Regions from separate parts of the Homo sapiens genome. Here region 1 is linked to region 2. Evidence: read pairs that join two places in POLR2A ChIA-PET (ENCODE). Cell type or tissue: OCI-LY7. All regions are shown on one strand. Each heading gives the region's core, and the rest is flanking DNA. Links, peaks and the distances in the headings are about the cores only. Region 1 holds the start of LOC105375127 (a long non-coding RNA gene). Region 2 overlaps SNX8 (sorting nexin 8).

Region 1 (4,376 bases), core at 185-4,184, 150 kb before region 2:
GCCCCACCTCATTATCATAGCAGGCTTAATTGGCATTTCATCCCCACATTGTGTCTCACAAACGAACAAGGTGTAATTATGGTAAAAAGAGCGCTCCGACGGTTTTGGTTTAATTCATGTCATTCATCCGCGTCAGAATCAGCACAGATGTTCTACTGGAGGACAGAGAGGAAGATGAGTGGCTTTCAAATTATACTTTTTTAGTTTAAAACTTTATTTAAAATAAAAAGTTATTTAAGTAAAATTTACAACACAGTGTTTTTCTCCCTTTGTTTTACTTGCTATAGGGCATTAACTTTCAAAGGCTGGTTCTGCTTAATTTGATTTTTCATTTTCAAATGAACATCTGTGTTTAGGTCTAAAAAGCTCTTTGTTTAAACATACAGAGCCCCAGAAAGGGTCTGAACAAAGCCTTCCTCTGTAAACACTTGATTACCAGGAAGGCTTTTCACAGGGAGCCAGGGGTTGGCAGAGGGGGTTTCACTCTGGCTTTCTCTCTAAGGTCAGTAGAAACTTTCATCTCCTTTCAGAATGGGAGAAACAAAGGCAGCAGCCCTGGGGAAACGGCTCAGCCTCGAGCTCCTTCTGAGCTAGGGACGCGGCAGGAGCGGCTGTCAGAAATGGGCCCAGGTGGCCTCCAGGAGCCGGCCCGATCCACGATCAGTTCCATCCCTTCTTCACTGGCACATCTCTGAGGCAGCTCCTGGGGAAGTGCAGGGCCCCCGCGAGGGCTCGCAGGAAGAGCACGGGACAGACCAAACAGGCGCTACCAAGTATGGGTTCCAGACCCCCACCCGGCCATTCCAGACGCCTCCCTGTGCTGCGCACACAGCCTCCCCGCACCCGCTCTGCAGCTCAGAGCTGCTCACCCTCAGCTCTGGGTCCTCCGCACCCACTTCGGATTCCCATCAGAGGACAGGCCCTGCCTGTGGGCCCATCACCATCCCATCTCCCACCTAGACGGAAAACCCGAGCTCTGCTCCTCCTGAAATGAGGCCAGCCCTCTGGTGTCAATTACATGCAACTTCCCCGGGCCTCGGCTTCTTCTTCAGGCCACATGGATAGTCCCTGCCTTAAGCAGCCCATGAGAGCACTGGAGGCGCACACACAATCAGGTGACGAGAAGCGGCTGCAGCAGCCGCAGGGAACACGGCAACACAGGAGCCGAACCCGGCACAGCGGGAGCCCCACGCCCGCCAACCCCAGGAGGACACTCAAGAGTGGGGCCCCAAGGACTCTGTCATTTCAACTCACTTCCTATGTTTGTAAACGTCAGAACTCATAGCAGGGAGGTGTGCGGCCTCAGGATCCCAGCAACAGCCCCCAACAGCCTCGAGATGCTCTGGCGTGTCAGCTTTAGGGACTACATCAGAAGACTTCCCCACAATCCAAGATTGTCAAGAGCTGGTTAACGTAGGAAGTTTAGCAAGAGCTCACTGCGGCTGCGTGGGTCTAAATAGTTTTAAACACTTCTGTGTTTTTATAGCATTATATTTAGAAACCTCTAAATAAAACTCATGGCGAGTGTTGCAATAATATACATTTTTTAAACTAATTGAATGTTGCCATTACAAGTGCTATTTTGGACAATCTGCTAAATATGTAATTTAGGAATTAAGATTCATATCTTACAGGATACGCTAATTATTCCTTTGAATCCGTTTGGGTACTTTCTGAACACACACAAGAAGTCTGAGAGTTGGCGACAATATCCACCCTTCTCCACAGCGCAGAGGTCAGGCCACTAGTAAGGGCACAAGCGTGGGCTCAGCACAGTTGTGAGAGTGCAGACCCAGCTGCGCAGGCCGGAGGTGGCCATGAGGCCCACGCCTTTCCAGTCCAGGAGGCTCCGGCTCAAAGCAGCGGGAAGTTCAGTTTATTAAACCACAGCCGATTTTCCTAAGGCTCCCCTCCACTGATCTCACACACGTTATCAAAATGACACAGATGTCCAGATGGCAGCACCTCGAAGATTCTTGAAGCCTCCTCCTGTGACTTCAATGACACAGATGTCCAGATGGCAGCACCGCAAAGATTCTTGAAGCCTCCTTCTGTGGCTGGACTGTGCGCTCACAGCCGTGCCGCCATGCCCCACGCCTCGGTACACAGCAGGCACAACCAAGCGAGCAGCTGCCCGGCTGCTCCTGTTCCCTTGGCGCCTCGAGGTCCCGGCTCAGAAGCCACGCCCAAAGCGGAAATCAGACCCCGCAGGGCTGTGACTCGCACAGACACCTCCTCTCCTGTGAAGCATCTACTTCTATTAATACAGCCTGAGACAGAGTTCACTTCTTCTGAAGTCACAACCCAACAGTGATTCGCTCTGACTCACACTGGCAGTGGAGAAAACTCTGGAGTGACTCAGACGTGCGGCAGATGAAGGCCTCCTTCCCATCCTCAACACAGCCAAGTCATTTTGGGTCTCAAGTGTCTCCCTTTTGTCCCAAATCAAATTTTTCTTGCTGAAGAGCCATCATTTCAGACTATTAAGATGCTTTCAGATCTGTGACGGGCTTCACCAATTAATAAAAGCTACTTCTATACCGATACTCACCGCCTGCCCCCAGTGCGGTCCGAGCAGGGAATTCCATGGTGCACGCCCATAAGAAGCGCTTTCTGCATCTCACAGGACAACAGCCGTCTGCGCTCAGACCCCACCATCTCCCTCAAACACAGTTTCCCAGCAGAGCCGAGGAGATGACGGCGCGGGCAAACCCTTCCTGTCCAAACAAAGCTCACTACATCCCTGGCTTGCTCTGCTCTCACCCCATCCCTCCCTCGAGTCCTGTACACAAGTGAGGGGAGGAAGAACGGATCAGGAAGCAGCAGGGTACAAAGAGCAGAAGAGAGCTTCGGTCTCAAGTCCACAGGGCACGCTGCGGCCAAGTCCTCCGACGAAAAGTAAATTAAAGACAAGAGGAACAAAGAAGAAACAGGGAGAGAGGAGGAGCACACACACCGAGCGTCCACTGTGCCCGCCCCTCGCTCCCCCCACACCATGCGGTCTGTGTGATCGTCCCACAGATGAAGACTAGAGGGGCTCGGGAAGCCAGGCCTCAGAGCCCGCAGGCGCCTCCATGCACCCCTCCACCTCTGCACGCTGGCTGCCCAGCCCCCAGTCCCAGGCGTGGAAGCCTCCCAGGCGGCAAGGAGCTTTCGAGACCGTGGCTGCTCAGCCCTTGCTCTCTGCTCTAGTCAAGGAGCGTGCCTCGGAATGAATGAGGTACAGTCTTTCCCTAAAGTCACCGGAGAACAGAGATCAATGAAAAAGGAGGAAGGGAGGAAAGACAAAAGACTTGAGAGGAAGCAAAACGAAACCAGCTTAGATTTGATCCCGATACGTGGGAAATCAGGTGGGGAAAAGGGGCTACAACTCCATGATGACCACAAGTCCAGAGGGCTGTGCAAGCCAACACGGCTGGGGGCTGCAGAAAGCACCACAGCAACTGTCTGACGCCAGGTTGGGGCCAGCAGCCGCACGCTGGAAAACGCAACACACAGCCCACACAGCCCTGTGGGGGCAGCTAAGCCCAAAACCCTGGCGTGGCCCAGCAGGAGCAGGCCTGTGCGGAGTGGACCTGCACACACAGCAAACGCACACACCGCGAACGCACACACCGGATGCTTCCCGCTGTGGAGACCCACAAGGCAATGTCTTCTGAAGTTAAAAGGATGCCAGGATCCAGCAGTCCCACTCCTAAGTATGTGCTCAAGGAAAAGTAAGAGTTTAGATCATACAAAGCCAACATTTCCAGCAGCTTTACTCCATTTCACCAAACCCAGAAACAATACAGATGTCCTTCAACCAGTGAACGAATAAACAAGTCCCAGAGCAGCCGTGCCTGGAGCATCACTCAGCAACGAAAAGCAGCGCTGCGATTCACACAGCCACGCGGTGAGTCCCAAATGCACCTCCATGAGCCAAAGATGCCATATTTGTATGACGTTCTGGAAAAGGCAAAATCACCAGACAGAAAGCATGCTGGGGTGGCCAGGGAGGGGAGTCTGGGGTGGTGGGGCCGCAAGTCAGCCCCAGGCATGTGAAAATGCGCAGCTGCACAGCAGAAGGGCAAATGAGGCTGTATAGACAGTTTTTTTTAATCAACCAGAATGAAAAAGACTCAAAATGAAACACCAGCTCTAAGCGGTAAACCTAAGGGAACCACAAACAAAGAACACAACACCAGGCAGTGGGAAACACAACGGCACCCACGGTGCTGAGAAAACGCCACTTCCACTGGGAACGGTAGGCCAAGGACAGAACGGCCTGTCCACAGACACTGCACCCTCGCAAGTCAACCTCTCCTCACAGAGCCATGGATTAGCAATTCCAGAAAGACCCTGTGCGCACGTGAGGACTGGATGGGTAAGTAAAACAT
Region 2 (4,376 bases), core at 265-4,264:
AAGAGAGAGAGAGGAAGGAAGGAAGGTAGGTAGGTCTGTGTGTAAATCTCATAATGTTTTCAGAAAGTTTACAGATTTGGCTTTTTTTTTGAGACAGAGTCTTGCTCTGTTACCCAGGCTGGAGTGCAGTGGCATGATCTCAGCTCACTGCAACCTCCGCCTCCCAGGTTCAAGCGATTCTCTCCTGCCTCAGCCTCCCGAGTAGCTGAGATTACAGGTGCCCGCCACCACGCCTGGCTAATGTTTGTATTTTTAGTAGAGATGGGGTTTCACCATGTTGGCCAGGCTGGTCTCAAACTCCTGACCTCAGGTGATCTGCCCATCTCAGCCTCCCAAAGTGCTAAGATTACAGGCATGAGCCACTGCACCCAACCAAGTTTACGGATTTGTGTTAGGCCACATTCAAAGCTGTCCTGGGCCACACGCAGCCTGTGGGCCACAGGTTGGACAAATGTGCCCTAAACCATTAATGCATGCGCCTTTAACCAAGGCGAAGATCCCGTCACCATGGAAAACACAGACCCTACTCCGAGTCTCACGTGTCTTGCTGGGATATGGCTACCTTCAGCTCCTAATAGGTCTGGGGAGAGTATAACTGGTGTAAGTACAAGCAGACTTAGGAAAAACGGTCCTCGCTGCCCCCGACTGAACAGCAAGGGTGAGATGGAACTTCTGCTGCATCAAATGAAAGGCCTCGAGGTTTGTTTCATGTAAAAGCTCAATTTCACTACAACCAAGGACAGTGAGAGAGATTCAGGAAACAGCACTTCTCCAGACATCACAGTCCCAAAACACAACTCATGAGATGTCCAAGAGTCACAGAGCTGGGCAGAACCTCAAGCCATAAACTCCTACTGCACCAGAAGCCTCAACCTTCTCTCCCTCTTCAAGGTGGAAATGCGGCATCCAGGGCTGAATCAGAAAAAACCTTGGAAATCACCTCATGAGTGATGCTCATCCTGAGCTCTGCAGAGCCCCAGGGCACTCTGGGCACCCCGCCAACAGCCACCTGCTGAAGAGGGAGTGGAATGTGGGAAGGTTCTGGGTCCCTGTGACAAGAATGGCTTTTATGCTTTGCACACTGAGCTTGGGGGAAAGGGTCAGCAGATTACAGAAACAGCTCCTTTGGCTGGGCACAGAGGCTCGTGCCTGTAATCCCAGCACTTTGGGAGGCCGAGGCTGGCGGATCACTTGAGGTCAGGAGTTTGAGACCAGCCCGGCCAACACGGTGAAACCCCATCTCTACTAAAAATACAAAAATTAGCCGGGTGTGGTGGTGCACACCTGTAATCCCAGCTACTGGGGAGGCTGAGGCAGGAGAATCGCTTGAACCCGGGAGGCAGAGGTTGCAGTGAGCCGAGATCACACCACTGCCCTCCAGCCTGGGCGACAGAGCGAGACTCCGTCTCAAAAACAAACAAAAAAAAGAAATAGCTGTTTTAATAATCTAGTCCAACCCCCTTGTATTTAATTGATGGGGAAACTGAGGCCTGGAGACCAGAATAGCTTGATCATGGTCACAGCACAGACACACAATGCATAGGGCAGGGCCCTGAGGTCCTCTGTCTCTATCCTGAAAAGCCCCCAGCCCCACGTTCTCGGTCCCCTCCACCTGGGGGGAGTGGGCACACAGACCTGGAGACAGAAGAGACTCAGCCCCAATCTACAGAAACCAACAGTGCCCTCCCTCCGTTTCTAAAGGGAACACAGAAGCACGGGGGCGGAAGAGGAAGAAAACCCAAGACTTTCCACACCAGCAAAGACATCGAATTTCCTCTTCAGCACGAAAAACGTCACGGGCACCTGAGCGCCCCGTTTCCAGCTTAAAAAGCCCCGACTCCACAGCAGGTGGGTTCACCATTCACCAAGCCACTCAGGAGCTCCGGGGCTCAGGGGAAGCACAGCCCTCACGGGCACACTCTGATCACTCTCTTCAAACTAATATGAGTAGCCTGGAGGCCACTTTCCCAAGAAATAGGAACTAGGCAGCAAGCTCCCACATTCACAACTATGTCCACTTTTTTTTGTTTTTGAGACAGGGTCTCGCTCTGTCGCCCAGGCTGGTGTGCAGTGGCACCATCATGGCTCACTGAAGCCTCTACCTCTTGGGTTCAGGTGATCCTCCCACCTCAGCCTCGTGAGTAGCTGGGACTACAGACACGCACCACCACCCCTGGCTAATTTTTTTTTATTTTTGATAGAGATGAGATCTTGCTCTGTTGCCCAGGGTGGTCCTGAACTCCTGGGCTCAAGCAGTCCTCCTGCCTCAGCCTCCCAAAGCGCTGGGATGATAGGTGTGAGCCGCTGTGCCCAGCCATGTAACACTTTTTCTTAACATAAAAGCACCCAGATGAGCTTTCCAGTGTGATAGTAAACACCGTATCTTCAAACTGATCCCAAATGACTCCAAGATCTTGGCGAATTTCTGAAATCAGCTTCTGCCCATGCAGCAGGAGCACTGCCTGAGGTTGTGTGTGGAGCGGGAGGTGGGAGCCGCTCAGGTGCTGGGGCTTTATTATTCTGATGAGTTAAGTCTCCAGTGCCAAATCCTAGTGGACTCAGACAGCAAAGTGGGAACTATCTGGTCCACCCAGGAGTATGCCTGGAAGCCCAAGATCATCTTTTCAAAGACAGAGTCTGTCTTCCAACCTCAGCAAAATCAACACTCAAGACTACAGCCTAATCTGTTTTGTCGCTGGCAACCCCCTCTCGAAAGCGTAAACGCTCCCAGGGAGCCACCAGGAACAGATGTGGATGGGCAGCTCCCACCCAGGGCACAGCTGTCATTCACTCGGCTCAGAACTGGGAAGCCGGCCGGGCACAGTGGCTCACGCCTGTAATCCCAGCACTTTGGGAGGCCGAGGCGGGCAGGTCACCTAAGGTCAGGAGTTCAAGACCAGCCTGACGAACATGGTGAAACCTCATCTCTACTAAAAATACAAAAAATTAGCCAGGCATGGTGGTGGACACCTGTAATCCCAGCTACTCAGGAGGCTAAGGCAGGAGAATCACTTGAACCCAGGAGGCAGAGGTTGCAGCGAGCCGAGATTGCGCCTTTGCGCTCCAGCCTGGCAACAGAGGGAGACTCCTTCTCAAAACAACAAAACAAAAACGAACTGTGACGCCCATCTAAGCAGGAGGCACTCCCCATGCAAAGGCATAGCGTGTTCTCTGGAACAGGCGCCTGGGAGAACCGATCCACTCACCTGTTGTGCAGCCTTGTCGGCGAGCAGCGCGAATTCCACAGACAGGCCTTTCAGAGCCTGCTTCAGGGACCCCCACGTGCTGCTATTCAGAGCGGCCCAGGAGGGCAGCGGGGTCGTGTCAGACCCTATTGCACTGAGGGAGCAAGCACACAGGAGAGGAGACACTCAAGGCCTGGAGCTCACCTGGCAGTCGAGTCTGGCATCCCCCCCGACAGATGTCCTCCACGGCAACCTGCGTGACCCCGTCCTAGGACCCTGCTGCTCAAAGAGTGGCCTGTGGGGACCCTGGGAGCCCGGGAGAAAGGGTGGCCCTGGGGCTGCACCTCAGGACCTGCTGCGTCTCTTCTTCCCAACCAGCCCCCAGGTGACATGTGTGCACAGGTGACGGGCACTGCTGGGGCAAGCAGAGTCCCGGGTGGGGTCTCCCCTCCCCTCAGGCAAAGGAAGCGCTGCCAGCCCATGGTCTGTTCTTCCCCAAGTCAAAGGGATCTTTTTTTTTTTTGAGACGGAGTCTCGCTGTATCACCCAGGCTGGAGTGCAGTGGCGCGATCTCGGCTCACTGCAACCTCCGCCTCCTAGGTTCAAGCAATTCTCTGCCTCAGCCTCCCGAGTAGCTGAGATGACAGGCACCCGCCACCACGCCCAGAGAACTTTTTTTTGTATTTTTAGTAGAGACGGGTTTCACCATCTTGGCCAGGCTGATCTTGAACTCCTGACCTCGTGATCCACCCACCTCGGCCTCCCAAAGTGCTGGGATTACAGGTGTGAGCCACCACGCCTGGCCTGGGATCTTTTTTTAAAGTCTCATCCTGACAGTGAAAAAACTACCAGACTAGAAACTGGTGAGCATTTACTCGTGCTCAGAAATCCGTGTTTCAGGGCCGAAATTCTCCCGTGTTTCTTCCAAATATGACCCCCCATGTGCCTGAGCCACTTTCTGCCCCTTCTGAGATGAAACAGGTCAGGATGCTGGTTATTACGGTAAACGCACTTTCCGCCCAAGCCCTTCACCAGCATGGATTCCCGTCCCACCGCGCGTGCCCCTGCAGAAGCTGAAAGGTCACCTACCTTAGCTCCTTCCCGAATATGAGAAGATCTGCCGCATTGTCGATGGCCCGCGATGCGATCCGCTCGGCCCTGTCGCGAAGCTTGTGAAAGCTATTGTAGATG

Evidence for each region. ChIA-PET counts read pairs that join two places held together with the same protein. Peaks named below come from ENCODE experiments on the same cell type or tissue, not always from the same donor. Only the 100,000 strongest peaks of a DNase experiment are listed, where the experiment ranks them.
Region 1: POLR2A ChIA-PET joins it to region 2 with 5 read pairs; 1 of 35 experiments calls an interaction of 5 or more read pairs at or near these places.

The regions. Positions count from the first base shown.
Region 1 is chr7:2,108,212-2,112,587 of GRCh38, forward strand. All of the region lies in intron 11 of MAD1L1 (mitotic arrest deficient 1 like 1), which reads right to left. It overlaps LOC105375127 (a long non-coding RNA gene), which reads left to right and starts at 2,369. Exons shown (of 2, transcript XR_001745063.2): 1 at 2,369-4,376. RefSeq lists enhancers at 1,306-2,210, 1,728-2,927, 1,923-2,092. In OCI-LY7, for the core only: a CTCF peak has its summit at 1,013 (motif pointing left); DNase peaks (open chromatin) are centred at 1,030 and 2,170; H3K4me3 peaks cover 2,318 bases; H3K27ac peaks cover 2,668 bases.
Region 2 is chr7:2,260,024-2,264,399 of GRCh38, forward strand. It overlaps SNX8 (sorting nexin 8), which reads right to left. Exons shown (of 11, transcript NM_013321.4): 6 at 4,275-4,376; 7 at 3,207-3,339. Among named protein-coding and RNA genes, the nearest start is that of MIR6836, 4.6 kb to the left of the region's middle. In OCI-LY7, for the core only: no CTCF peak of the experiment used is centred there; a DNase peak (open chromatin) is centred at 1,768; H3K27ac peaks cover 841 bases.